Linked DNA regions of Homo sapiens: region 2 is linked to region 1. Evidence: chromatin contacts called from ENCODE Hi-C or POLR2A ChIA-PET data. All regions are on one chromosome and are shown on one strand. The core of a region is the stretch at or near the end of the contact, and the rest is flanking DNA. Distances in the headings are between cores, read along the strand shown.

The links. Hi-C counts contacts between places; a loop is a spot of excess contacts on that map. ChIA-PET counts read pairs that join two places held with the same protein, here RNA polymerase II (POLR2A). Pooled maps may share reads with other maps.
Region 2: a loop to region 1 is called in a pooled map, with 3 times the contacts of the local background. The contact joins the promoter of CTTN here to the enhancer-like site in region 1. A Hi-C loop is called at or near these places in 1 of 168 maps with a recorded cell type or tissue (dorsolateral prefrontal cortex) and 2 of 50 pooled maps. POLR2A ChIA-PET finds 5 or more read pairs at or near these places in 2 of 52 experiments (AG04449 and WTC11).

What each region holds. Positions count from the first base shown.
Region 1 is chr11:70,250,290-70,253,413 of GRCh38, forward strand. No RefSeq gene overlaps it. Among named protein-coding and RNA genes, the nearest start is that of PPFIA1, 19 kb to the right of the region's middle. Within about 2 kb of position 1,787, at least 3 of the 41 ENCODE cell types and tissues checked have a DNase peak (open chromatin) inside an H3K27ac peak, as active enhancers do; they include dorsolateral prefrontal cortex, where a contact is called at or near this core.
Region 2 is chr11:70,396,574-70,399,881 of GRCh38, forward strand. CTTN (cortactin) reads left to right here and starts at 1,956. Exons shown (of 18, transcript NM_005231.4): 1 at 1,956-2,041. It overlaps CTTN-DT (CTTN divergent transcript), which reads right to left and starts at 1,889. Exons shown (of 3, transcript NR_186321.1): 1 at 1,525-1,889. RefSeq lists silencers at 286-474, 1,572-1,621, 1,722-2,231, 2,813-2,882 and an enhancer at 1,252-1,321.

The DNA of each region.
Region 1 (3,124 bases), core at 537-3,036:
CTGCAGGTGCATGCCACCATGCCTGGCTAATTTTTTTGTATTTTTAGTAGAGACAGGGTTTCACCATATTGATCAGGCTGGTCTCAAACTCCTGACTTCAGGTGATCCACCCACCTCGGCCTCTCAAAGTGCTGGGATTACAGGTGTGAGCCACCGTGCCCGGCCAAAGACCCTTATTGTACACAAGGTTGTATTCACAGGTACCAAAGGTTGGGACATGAACATATCTTTTTGAGGGCCACTATTCACCTACTACTTACAGGAAGGCACTCAAAATTTACTTAGTGGTCAAAGTGCTTGATCAAAAATTTAGGGCCCCCTGTGGTGTGAAGATGTTTGTGTTATTGTCTCTGTCTTGGGGCAGGGGCCACATCTCATGCCCCCTCCAACCCCACTGGCTGCTCAGTAGGATGGAGGAAAGGGGCCTCTGGACTATGGCCTGAGTTTGCCAGGATGCAGCTAAGAATGAGAGTGGGGGCCGGGTCTTCCCTCTTGCGCTGCCATCACAGAGCCCACTTGCCCACCGCCCTCCCCCATCAGACTAGCTCAGTGCTTGCAGTGTGGTTCGCCCCAGTTGTCAGCTCTCCTTGCACCCTGTCCTTGTTCTGTGGGGCACGTCTCACCTAGTAATGAAGGAAATCATGGGTGTCGTTTGTGTTTAAGGCTCACGTTCTCCCCAGATACTGCCTTCCCAGTTCTTCCTTTGTAGACCCTCAAGAGATCATTGTCACCTAAATGAACAAGGTCCTGTGCGGTGATCTGGACCCTTCTTTGCCTAGTCCAAAGGAGACCGCAGGGTGTGCTGTGTCACAGTGAGGTGTCCAGCCAGCACAGGAGGAAGGAATTACTGTAGTTCAAGTGGATTTAGCCTGCTTGGCCTATAGAGCCGAGAGCACAAAGCAAACAGCTGCTCAGACACCTTGGCTGGGAACCTAGGAGGCCCCCATGGGCAGTAGTTTCCCCAAAATGATGGCCAAGCACCTGCTTCGTGCTGGAGACCGAGACAGGAGTACACACAGATGGAGGCACGTGGATAGACTGCCTCTCTGGCCCTGCTTGCAGTACGATGAAAGTCCTGCCTCCTGACCCCAAGGCCACCCCTGCCCTTGGGCCCTTCTCCCACTCTACTTCGGCCCTGAGCTACTTTTTTTCTTTCTTTTTTCTTTTTTTTCTTTCTTTCTTTTTTTTTTTTTTGAGATGGAATCTCCCTCTGCTGCCCGGGCTGGAGTGCAGTGGCATGATCTCGGCTCACTGCAATCTCCACCTCCCAGGTTCAAGCGATTCTCCTGCCTGGTCTCCTGGGACTACAGGCGCCCCCCCCCCCCCCCCACCACGTGGCCCTGGGCTATTTCTAACCATCTGTGTGCTCAGGCTTGGGTGAGGAACGCCTTTGTCTGCAGTGGGAATGTTCTACCCTACAACTTTACCATGTTGGGAAGCGGCTTGGGAATCCTCGTCATGATTCCCACACGTGTTCATTCCATTCCGCCCATGTGAAAAGCCTGGAGCCATCGAGTGCAACGAGCTAACAGGGTCCGGCTTCCCCGGGGAGGCTGTGGCGCTCAGGGGTTTAGGAGCCCCCAGTCTGTGCGTTCCCAGAGCCAGGGCTGGGAGCCCTGCCTGGCTTCTCTTTGAGAATCAGTTCTTGGAAATCTGCTGTGGCAACACTTCCCGGCACAACCATGGGTTCCTTTTGTGTCCCAGCTGGAGCCATCTCGGGGGTGGTGTTGGCTGCTGGCTTGAGACGACGCGGGCCCCACTCTCCCAGGAGCTCCGTGGCTCCTTTCTGCAGCTCCGCCTCTCCCAGCGGCTCCTAAACCCCAGGCTCAGGCCTTCTGGGCTCCATCCTTGTGCACAGGTGCCGCCTTCTCTGGCACAAGCCAACCATTACTCACAGCTAAAAACTTCAATCCAAATTAAAAAGAAAAAAAAATCCCCACCTCCACTGCCCAAGAAACAGGCCTCATTTCTCCTTTATTCTGAATCACAGCCAGCGGGTTCTCAGAATACTGGGCTAGAGGAACAATATGATGTCCTCCATCCATCCTGGCCACATTGTGAGCAGTCATTTCGCCATCCCAGGACCAGGAGAAGGTGTGGCGGGAGAGGCTTCCAGGCCCTGAGGCATCAGTGGGGTCCTAGGCCGTTGGGTTGAGGGGAGATGAGGAGGGCGGGCTGGGGGCCAGGGGACTCATGCAGCATGAAAGAGCAGGCTCTTAAGGCCCCATTCATGGGACACGTTTCCTTGATATGTGGTGACTTTTTCTGTTTTTTTTTTTTTTTTTGAGACATAGTTTCACTGTGTCGCCCAGGCTGGAGTACAATGGCACAATCTCCGCTCACTGCAATCTCTGCCTCCGGCGTTCAAGCGATTCCCCAACCTCAGCCTCCCGAGTAGGTGGGATTACAGGTGCCCGCCAGCAAGCCCAGCTAATTTTTGTATTTTTAGTAGAGATGGAGTTTCACCATATTAGCCAGGCTGATCTCAAACTCTTCACCTCAGGTGATCTGCCTGCCTCAGCCTCCCAAAATGCTGGAATTACAGGTGTGAGCCCCTGTGCCTGGCTGATATGTGGGGACTTTTCACATTTGAAGAGACCCAACCAACCTAAACCTACTGACCTCCTGCAACATAAAGCACAGATCCGTGAAGATCTGTAAGGCGCACATAAAGCACTGATGTGTGAAGACCTGTAAGACCACAGCTTCCTTTCCGAACACAGTGTGAACACAAGGCCGTGGAAAGACAACAGCCAGGATCAAGAACCCGATACCCGCTACATGTGAAAGCAAACTGTGGCTAACAACCTACAACTCCAGCCGGGCGCAGTGGCTCACGCCTGTAACCCCAGCACTTTGGGAGGCCGAGACAGGTGCATCGCTTGAGCCCAGGAGTTTGAGACCAGCCTGGGCAACAGGGTGAAACCCCGTTTCCACTAAAAATACAAAAATTAGCTGGGTGCGGTGGCATGTGCCCCTGGTCCCAGCTACTTGGGAGGCTGAGATGGGAGGATTGCTTGAGCCCAGGAGTTCAAGGCTGCAGTGAGCCATCATTGCACCACTGCACACCAGCCCGGGTGACAGAGCAAGACTCTGCCTCAAAACAACAACAAAAATGACACAT
Region 2 (3,308 bases), core at 706-3,205, 150 kb after region 1:
GATCGAGGCTGCAGTGAGCCTTGATTGCACCACTGCACTCCAGCCCCTGTCTCTAAAGATTAAACAAACAAACAAAAAAAAACAGTCAGCAATGTAAAAAAAAAAATTTTTTTTTTCAGAGATGGGGTCTATATTGCCCAGGCTGGTCTTGAACTCCTGGGCTCAAGCAATCCTCTGGCCTTGCCGCTCAAAGTGCTGGTATTACAAGCCTGGCCAACAATCCTTGTGCACAGAAAATGCAAATTAGCTGTGTCCAGTTAAATGCAATTGACCTTTGCACTAGAGATAGAGCAGTTTTTGCAAATTCATTTCAGCATTCGTCTTCCGTTTTTTTTTTTTTTGACACAGGGTTTCTGTTGCCCGTGCCGGAGCGGTCCTTTTGCCTCAGCCTCCAGAATAGCTGGGACCACAGGTAAACGTCACCATGCCTGGCTAATTTTTTTCTTAAAAAAAATTTTTTTTTTTTGGTAGAGACAGGGTCTTGCCATGCTGCCCAGGCTGGTCTCAAATTCCTGACCTCCAGCAATCCTCCTGCCTTGGCCTCCCAAAGTGTTGGGATTACAGGCGCGAGGCACTGCATCTGGCCAAATTCTTTAAACAATTTGTAACAACTTATGATGTATTCATTATCGAGTTAAATAAAATATTTGACGTGTTCATTTTATATGTGTATGAAGGTCATGATTTTACCTTTAAAAAAATGGTCAACACCTGACATTTCCTTCCGCCACCCGCACTTCCAATTCATCCTCACATCTGACAGTTTAGCTTTCTAAATGCCTCTTGCATCTATCCACTTCTCCCCATCTTACCTGCCACCAGCGGTCTGCCCGAATTGGCTACATTAGGCTCTACCTGGCCCTTCTCCCATCCATCTTCCACACAGCAGCCAGAGTGATCTCATTACAATTCAAACTTCATTATGTCTTATTTATTTATTTAGCGATGGCGGGCGGGGGCGAGGGTCTCACTATGCTGACCAGGCTGGTCTCGAACTCCTGGCCTTAGGCGATCCTCCCATGTCAGCCTCCCAAAGTGTTATGATTACAGGCGTGGGCCACTGCGCCTGGCCCAAACTTCATGATGTCTCTTATCAGCTTAACTTCCTCCGAGGACTTCCCGTGTCTCCCAGAATAAAGACCGAGGTCTTCGCTGTGCTCTATCGGCCTCTGCATGACCTGGCCCCTCTCACACCACAGCTCCGCTGCACCACTAGCCCTCTACCATGCTGAGCTGAGCCTCCTCCAGTTCCCCTGCTGCAAGACCGTTCCTGCCTTGGGACCTCTGTTGGCCCTGCTGTTGGAACCTGCTGTTGGCCTGCCTGGAAAATTCTTCCCTCCTTACCTTGTTTACTCTTATAGGGCCTTCACATCTTGGCTAACATGTGAATCGCCCAAAGAAACCTCTGGTCTCCCAGGGGTTCAGGTCCTACCGTCTCCCCAATACGATGTTATGAAACTCTCACTTCTTGGCATTTATCTCATTTCCCAGGTGAGTACCCATGTGGTTTAACGCTTGACTCACCTTCTAGGCTGCTATGTCCCTGTGGCCGGGGCTCGCGTCCCTGGCACGCATGTGGCCCTTTCTTGGAGGGGAGGTGCATGGTGAGCGGACGAGGACGGCTGAGGGCGCGCGCGGAGGGAGGATGGAGAGATGAAGAGGCTCCCCGCTCCCGGACTCAGGGCACGTGCGTCTCCTCGGCTGGCTTCCTTCCCCCGGCCCCGGGCAGCGCCGCGGATCCTGAGACCCCGCCGCGGGCTGTGTGCTGCTCAGCGCCCATCCTCTGCGCGCGCAACGCTACTTCCGGGCGAGCTCTGCAGACTCGCCACAGGCCGGGCTAGCGCTTAGCCAGCTGCGGGCGGACCCCCGGGACTCTTGCGGGCCAAGACGCGGGAGGAGGCGGGGCAGGGGGCGGGGTCGCGCGGGGACCCGGATGCGGCCCCGCCCCCGCCCTCGGAACCGGAAGTAGAGCCTGGTGCCTGGGAGCGGCTGGCGCGGCGGAATCCAGGGCCGACCCGGGCCGGACCGACCCCAGGCGGCGGTGAGCGAGCGCGGCGTCCGCCCGGGGTGCAGGCCGGGCTCTGCTTCTTCCCTCCTGTGGCGTCGCCTGGCCGCGAAAGGGGAAGGAAGCGGCGGCCGCAGCGGTCTCACCGCTCTTCCGCTTGCGGTTTCGGGGGCCGGGGCAGAGTGGCGAGGCTTTCCCGGCCTGGGGCGGGGCAGGGCGAGGGCCGGGGGTCCGCGAGGGCCACGAGGACGGGTCTGGGCCCAAGGAGGCCGGGCAGGGGGCAAGGGGGCACGGAGGGCTTGGGGCTGGGGTCCGCGGAGGAAGGTTAGAAAGGGGCCAAATTGGGGTATCAGCTCTGAGGGGAGGGTCCCTGGGCGCCGGGGGGCTCCAGGGCAGGAGAGGGGCCAGGCTGGGAGGGGTCTTGGGTCCGAGGGAATAGGAGAGGGGGATGGGCTCCGAGGGGGAGGGTATTAGGGCCCGAGGGAGAGGGGCTGGGCCTGTGGGGTTCGGGGGTCTGAGCGGAGGGGGCCGGGGTTCGAGGGGCCAAGGAAGGTGGGTGTGGGGGGTCTCAAGGAAAGGGCGAGGGGTCTGAGAGGGAGGTGTCTGGGTGCAGAGGGAAAGGGATGAGGTCCGAGGGGAGGAGATTGGGGTCTGACGGGAAGGGGTCCAGGCGCAGAGCTACTGGGATGGGGTCCGAGGGAAGGGAATTGGGGTTCGAGGGGAAGGGGTCGGGGCTCGGAGGAAAGGTATAGGGTCCGAGGGGAGGGGATTGGGGCTCCAGGGGAAGGGATCCAGGCGCAGGGAAAAGGGATGGGGTCCGCGGGGTCAAGGCGGTTGGGGTGCGCGACTTTGAGGGGCTCGCTGTGGGACGTGGCGGAGCAGCTGGGGATCCGCCCGGCCTGCACCTGAGCGGAGGTTTTGCAATCAGGTCAGTGGAGGCAGCGAGGCGCGGCTGCAGCTAGTCGTGAGGCTCTAAATTTGGAACCGTCCCTCCTTCGGGGTGTGTTTAAAATCACCAGAACGGTGCTTTGGGGCTTTCTGTTACGTTTCCATCACCTGGATAGTCTAAGGGATGCCTGATCCCTGAAGCTGGAAGGCCTTGGGTGAGAAGGGACAGGGCTTCCTCCCGCTGGAATCTGTGGACGTTTGGGGCCCCTTGGGGAGGAATTCATTTTCTGCTGAAGGAAGCTCCGGAGGCATCCGGTGAGCGCTCCCTGGAATCCCATGCGCTCCCTTTGGGCTCAGTGTTGACTTGGCTGCGCAGGCTCTGTCGGGGGGACTTCACCCACTAGGTCCTTCAGGC